2 separate regions of the Homo sapiens genome follow, and region 1 is linked to region 2. Evidence: chromatin contacts called from ENCODE Hi-C or POLR2A ChIA-PET data. All regions are on one chromosome and are shown on one strand. Each heading gives the region's core, a stretch centred on a gene start or an enhancer-like site at or near the end of the contact. The rest is flanking DNA. Distances are from core to core; before and after follow the strand shown. Region 1 has its middle 120 kb from the start of TNFSF18. Region 2 has its middle 160 kb from the start of TNFSF18.

Evidence for each region. A loop is a pair of places that touch in the nucleus more often than their neighbours do. ChIA-PET counts read pairs that join two places held with the same protein, here RNA polymerase II (POLR2A). Pooled maps may share reads with other maps.
Region 1: a map of PC-9 shows a loop between it and region 2 (6-fold over the local background). The contact joins two enhancer-like sites. A Hi-C loop is called at or near these places in 7 of 168 maps with a recorded cell type or tissue (PC-3, PC-9, Right ventricle myocardium inferior and 4 more) and 8 of 50 pooled maps. POLR2A ChIA-PET finds 5 or more read pairs at or near these places in 11 of 52 experiments (AG04449, AG04450, BJ and 8 more).

The regions. Positions count from the first base shown.
Region 1 is chr1:172,932,108-172,935,350 of GRCh38, forward strand. No RefSeq gene overlaps it. Among named protein-coding and RNA genes, the nearest start is that of TNFSF18, 120 kb to the right of the region's middle. Within about 2 kb of position 1,929, at least 23 of the 41 ENCODE cell types and tissues checked have a DNase peak (open chromatin) inside an H3K27ac peak, as active enhancers do; they include endothelial cell of umbilical vein, where a contact is called at or near this core.
Region 2 is chr1:172,893,929-172,897,265 of GRCh38, forward strand. No RefSeq gene overlaps it. Among named protein-coding and RNA genes, the nearest start is that of TNFSF18, 160 kb to the right of the region's middle. Within about 2 kb of position 1,428, at least 7 of the 41 ENCODE cell types and tissues checked have a DNase peak (open chromatin) inside an H3K27ac peak, as active enhancers do; they include endothelial cell of umbilical vein, where a contact is called at or near this core.

The DNA.
Region 1 (3,243 bases), core at 679-3,178, 39 kb after region 2:
CAACACATGAAAATAAAATAAACCAAAATACCCTCATGAACACGTTAGCCAATTGTTAACAAGGTCTACCATCATACTGAACTCATAGAATAAATAAATATATTTTGATCATTTAAAAGTGTCTAGGACTCAAGCTAAACTCTTTGTTCTTTCCGTGAACTGTGCTCTGTTTATTTGGCTCCCATGTAATAAAATTACGAACTCTGTGTACACGTTCATATTTTGGAAGATGAGAAAGAGAGCCACTCACTGTCTGTGGAAGGAGTAATGTTCAAATAGGAATGTGTATACTCCCAAGTGCTGATCAACTGAAAGAAAATCCAGGGACACAGAGGAGACAAAAGAGGTTAGTGGGAAACCCAGCAAAAGGAGACTCAATGGTCATAGCCCCTTCTGCCCTCTGCTGCTTATGCTGCCAATATTGCTACAGTTGTTTAGCCTAAAGGTGGCTTCTGTGTTTTGCCCCAACATCAGCTTCAGATCCTCTGCCTTTCTCCTAGAGGTTCTGTACTATCTGGTTGGCTTTGAGCTTCACAATAGAAGGCATAAACTGCTATCTCATGGATACCAGAGCAGGGGCTCTCAAGCTTTAGCATGTATTAGAATGACCTGAAAAACTTATTAAAACACAGATTGCTAGACTCCATCCCAGAGTTTTGTGAGGTGGGGCCTAAGAATCTGCATTTCTACATATTCCAAGGTGCTGATGTTGTCACAGGTCTGAGAACTATGCTTTGAAAATCACTGATCTACAGAAATGGAGTGACAGTGAGAAATGGGCAGTCATGATCAAAGTACACTCCTGCTTGCTATACTTGTACAATGCTTACTAAATATAAAACCAAGTTAACTTGAACATCAAAGGCATCTTAAATGGGGCACATGCCAAAAGGAGGAATTACAGCTGAAAAGTTGGAATATAGGGAAAGTCAATTCCACCTTCTGCTTGAAGATGGTATCAGGTCTAGGAACGTGGGGTTCTGGGATAATCCCATGGAATCAAATCTTATGTGATGTTCTGCTTCATTTTGATTGCAATCACTAGCTTTCTTTACCCTGAGGCTAGTTCTTCAGTTCCCAGTATGGCACACAGTGGGCTGAGTGGAAGGGACAAAGGTGAACTTCTCAGGGTTACTGTTGGTATTCATCACCAGCCTAAGAACAGAAAAACACAGCCAGGAAGAGAAACTCAGGTGAAACTGGACAGCCAGAGCAGAAGTGGCTCCTAGATAGTGGCTCTAGAAAGTAAGGTATTTTTAAATGTTTGGGGGGATTTATATATTAAAAAAATAGAATTTAAGAAGTCATTAATTAGGTTTTGGTCTTGATGTAGGTTGCTTAAGAAGAAAAAATCAGTTTCATTTAGAGGCCTGTTTTGGAGATTGGTTCTTACCTTGTTGGAATAGAGATAGCAGACTTGGGCCGGGCGTGGTGGCTCACCCCTGTAATCCCAGCACTTTGGGAGGCTGAGGCAGGCAGGTAGCTAGGTCAGGAGCTCGAGACCATCCAGGCCAACACGGTGAAACCCCGTCTCTACTAAAAAAAATACAAAAAAATTAGCTGGGTGTGGTGGCGGTCGCCTGTAGTCCCAGCTACTCTACTCAGGAGAATGGCGTGAACCCGGGAGGCGGAGCTTGCAGTCAGCCAATATCGCGCCACTGCATTCCAGCCTGGGCAACAGAGCGAGACTCTATCTCAAAAAAAAAAAAAAAAAAGAGAGAGAGATAGCAGTCTTGGCCTATGGACTGGATTCTTGTTTCGCTTGTGATATCACTTTTTCCAGTCACTGATTTGGAATATTTGCGTTTTTTAACTTCTCTTTGTCAGATCTCAGGCTGCCTGGGAGGTTGAGGGTAGGGGTAGAAGAGGGATTACAAAAACCTGGCAGCCTCCATGGACTCACACTATGGGTACACATTAGAAATACACCAGGGAATGGAAGATGAGTCACAGCCATGCTGAGTCATGCTGGCCAGATAACTATCAGAAGGATTTCCTGTTTGCCTGCGAGGGACACAGATGATAAATTATTTTTCCTCTTATTTAACCCATTTGTGTTAATAATAACGTCATAGATGGTGTATCCCTTGGTCCATTATCAGAACTCTCTTAGTTTAGTCTTCCAAATATAGAAGGAACAATGGGACACAGGGTCCTGAAGTGAGTCTGTGCCTTATTCGGTAAATTTGATGCAAGCATCTTTGCCTTTAAGTGCAGAGAATGTCAGTCTTCTCACACGGAATGGGGAAGGCTGCTTTGTGTACTTCCCCTGACACTACAGCATCCAGATGGCCAGTCATCTGGGAAGAGGAGAGCAGAGTTACAAAGGAGACAGAGTCAATGATAAGTTCAGAGGCCTAGGAAAGTTTATTTAACCATAATTGTCATCACTGAGTGAACAGGCAAAGAACCCGCATTAAGTCTTGCTCAATTTCTAGAAGCAGATTCCCAAACGTGGATGTGCCTATGCATCCATCTCCTGCGATGCTCGTGATCAAGGTAAATTCCTTGCTTCTATGCATAGTCCTGGAAGCTGATTTTTTAAAAGACTCCCTTCCTCAGTAATTTTGATCCACTTTGGAAAACATTGCCTTGGATGACATCCTCTTCTGGGCCTAGTCATTGAACATGTTGAAAATTGTAATGTCTGCAACATGGAAATGTACAGCTAAAATTTACACTAGAAATGACTTGTATGTATGGTAGAGGATAAAAGTGGGGATGAGAAGAAAAGAGAAGAGGAGCACATTAGGATCAACAATTTTAAGGTACTGAAGAATGTGAGCATTCTGTAAGCCACAAATTACCATGCTATGAAGCTTCAAATTGCACTTATGCCACTGGCCAACATATACATTCATCATTTGTCCTGCTCTATCATGGAAAGAATGGATAATTTACACTGCTCTTGATTTTTTAAATGAGATTCACATACCATAAAAATCACTATTTTAAAATGTACAGTTCAACAGTTTTCAGTATATTCACATAACTGCAGATATCACTATCTAATTCCAGAATATTTTCATCACTCTCAAAAGAAATCTATGCTTGAATAATCCATTTCCTATTCTCCCCTCCAACCTCTAGCAACCACTAATTTACTTCCTGTCTCCATGATTTGCCTATTACGAAAATGCTGTATAAATAGTATCATGGAAATGCTGTATAAATATGTGTGCTTTTGTGACTGGTTGCTTTCACTTAGCATAATGTTCTCAAGGATCATTCATGTTGCAACCT
Region 2 (3,337 bases), core at 178-2,677:
ATAAGATTTGATACGTCGAGATCACCTTTGTGGCCAGATAACAATAAAACTCTTTTCCTGCAGTAAACTAACTACCTAGGCTACACAAATAATGTGAGAAATAGTTTCCAAAAATAAATAAAAATACTAAAATATAAATTAACATTTACAAAGAACTGCAACCAAATGACCATTAAACAAATACTTTCTGAAGAAAAGATGTAAAATGAATCAAAACATAAAAATTATAAAACAGTCTTATGATCTTATGATATACATAAATTACCTTTATGTTTAAAAAATCAGTAACTGGAAAGTTGTTATTTTCTGCCAATTTGTGATTTTAACCAATTTGTTTTGGTTTGTAAAGAAAGGGGTGGAAGAATACATAGCAAACGGATAATACTGTCCACTTCAGGGAAAGGATCAGCAAGGGACACAATGTTTTATTCGCTTGTATTGGTTTTCAGCCAATTTATGATTTTAACCAATTTGAGCAATTCAGTTGGATGGAGAAATTTTAGCTGTAAAATCAATACGAGAAAGTTGTTCATTTTCCCCAATGCTGATACAAGATCAAAAGACTTTCACATGCATGATTTCCAAAATGACTCAGTGAAATATAGAAATAAGACCTTAGAGCTGATGATTGACTGGTAGAAGGGGGTTTTCATTCTCTTATCTGGTGTAGCATGCCTTTGGATGTCCCTGTGTTTTAGGGCAGTATAAACAGTATTAATACATGATGACTTGGCTGTTGAACAAAAAGGGCCTGAGATATGGGCAATTGTGTGGTGAGAGGTATTCTTCAAAGACAAGCTCTTCAAGATGATTTCCTGCAGAGAATCCTATCAAGCCTGAATGAACAATGCAAGGGGTGACTGTCTTACAAGCTTCAGCGCAAAACATTTTGGTACCACAGTCTGTGGGTTGTTCACCTGCAGGACAGTAGCAAGGTAAGTCATAATAAAGCACTCTAGTGAAAAAAGAAGTGTCCACACAAGCTGAAGAGCAGATATGGGGTGTGTCAACAACACTGTCATATGATATGTGTTCCAAATTTCTTTGGTGGAAACACAGATGCAAAGATATTAACCGAAAGAGAGAGAAAAAGAGAGAGAGCGCGAGAGAGCGCGAAAGCCAGCTGAAACATTTTTATAGATCATTATGATATTAATTCCCCAGACTCAATACCACCAAAACTAGAAAAGGAAACCTGATCAAATTCTTTGCAAATTCTGAGTCATGAAAAACTTGTGAATAGTACTGTACATTTCAGATTACTAAATTAGAGCTCATCGGAGGATTTATATGACTGGTTACTGGTGAAAAGATCAGAGAATGTCCTTTCATCCATCAGTACTAACTGAAAAGGGAGTCGATTTTTTATAAGCAAAGGCAACAGGCTGAGCCATGTGTATTTCCTGAGGTGTTGCTTTGACATTTGAAAGTGAAACTCGACACTAGAAGCTTAGATGCGTCCGGTGAAAAACAATCTGTGAGCTGTGAAACTGCAAAACAATTCTGTGGATCATTCAGTAAAGTCATTTCTTCCTTTGGTTTCCTTTAACAATAGTACTATGATATTGACAAACTTGCTCTATTTGGGTGTTTTCTTTCTATTTTCTATTCTTTTGAGTGTTAATGAATTAAGGTGTCCATGAAATTAAACTTTTGGTGATAGAAATATAATTATTATAACTTTTATATTTACTAAAACTCTCTGCTTAATAAAATTTATGAAGGTAATGTATGTTTGGTGTAAGTCAAACAAATACAAGTGAATAAAATATTGTCTCCCTTGCTGATCCTTTCCCTGAAGTGGACAATATTATCAGTTTGCTATGTATCCTTCCACACTTATATTTATGTCTATAAAATGTATGTGGATTAATTTGCAAAAATGGCGAAGCATTCTTCTCATCCCTGTAGCATCTCCTTTTTGTAGTGCAGCTTTACTGCTCCTCCCACCAAGGAGTGGAGTCTATTTCTTCACCTTTTGAACTTGGGCTTGGCAGGGATGAATTCCTTTATATCACTGGGACATGACAAACAAAAATGATGACAAATGTGACATTGGGACAACAAATATGATGAAAACCACTTGCCTTGGGGCTTGTCATAATCACCATGGGAATTCTATTGTATCCATAGTTATGCATACAGCCCTCTAAATCATGAAACACAGTAATGTGTTTAAAAAGATTTCTGAAGTCATTGGTTTGAAGGAATAGATCTTGTAACAAGTGTTGTGGGATCTTGGGATATATATGCAATAAAATCTCTGAAATCTTTAGCTATTCACCTGTAAATATATGCTTTATTTTTAAGAGGACAAGAATTGTTATATGAGTCATGTAAGAATATATGATCCCTTTCCTTTAAAGGCTTTTGAATATAGCTGAAAAGATGAAGGTATTACAACACTCGCTTTTCATGTTTTTATACTCTATTCTCCATTTCAGCCAGTGCTCCATTCCCACAAATTTCCAAGTTTCCCATGCTTGCTTCGTCTTCTCATCTTGTAGGGACCATATAGGAGAGTGATGTGATAAATTAATTTACACTAACATGACAGGATTTTATTGGTTATTCTTTTGATGTGTATAATTGCCTTTTAAAAGAAACCTGGAGAGAGACTAACTAGAGCTTAATTGAAAGGCATGAAGTGATAATGATGGAATTTTAGGCCATAAATATCTGAATGTTGAAAGTTTACACCCAATTTCTTCCACCTGTCAGCCTGCCCTTAATACCTTCTTAGATAAAACAGTATTATTCCTTACTCCAGGATTAAATTATATGTAATTTGAGATACAATTTTTTTTATTTTATTAACAGAGGTGATACAAGAGTAGAAGAAATTGTAGTAACATATTTATAATCAGAACTAGGAATATTGACCACTAATGTAGTCAAAATAATTTTTTCATAACTGTCAGGAGAGGGAAAAACCAACATGTGCCTCAACACAAATACTATATACAAATAGTTTAGTATATTGAAGCACTAGAACCAATCAGATCATTTTTCAAGATGTATGCAAAAATTACAATAGCATCAGCTTATTAGTAACAACATTCACAAGACGGTTACTTCACTGCAACTCACCTTAAGCATGGTCAGCTATTATACATGTATAGATGCTTAGGGACCAGTAGTGTTATAGCTAGATAAGATGATTGATTAATTGATTGACCGATACATAGAGAGATAAATAGGACAGAGACTACAGTGAGCTTTATGTATATTCCACTTAAGCCATATAGTCCAATGACCATACATTGGACCTTGATATCACCCACCTGAAATCTCTCCTGAAATCTTTATTTTTCTTTTTTTAATTTTTGTGGGTATA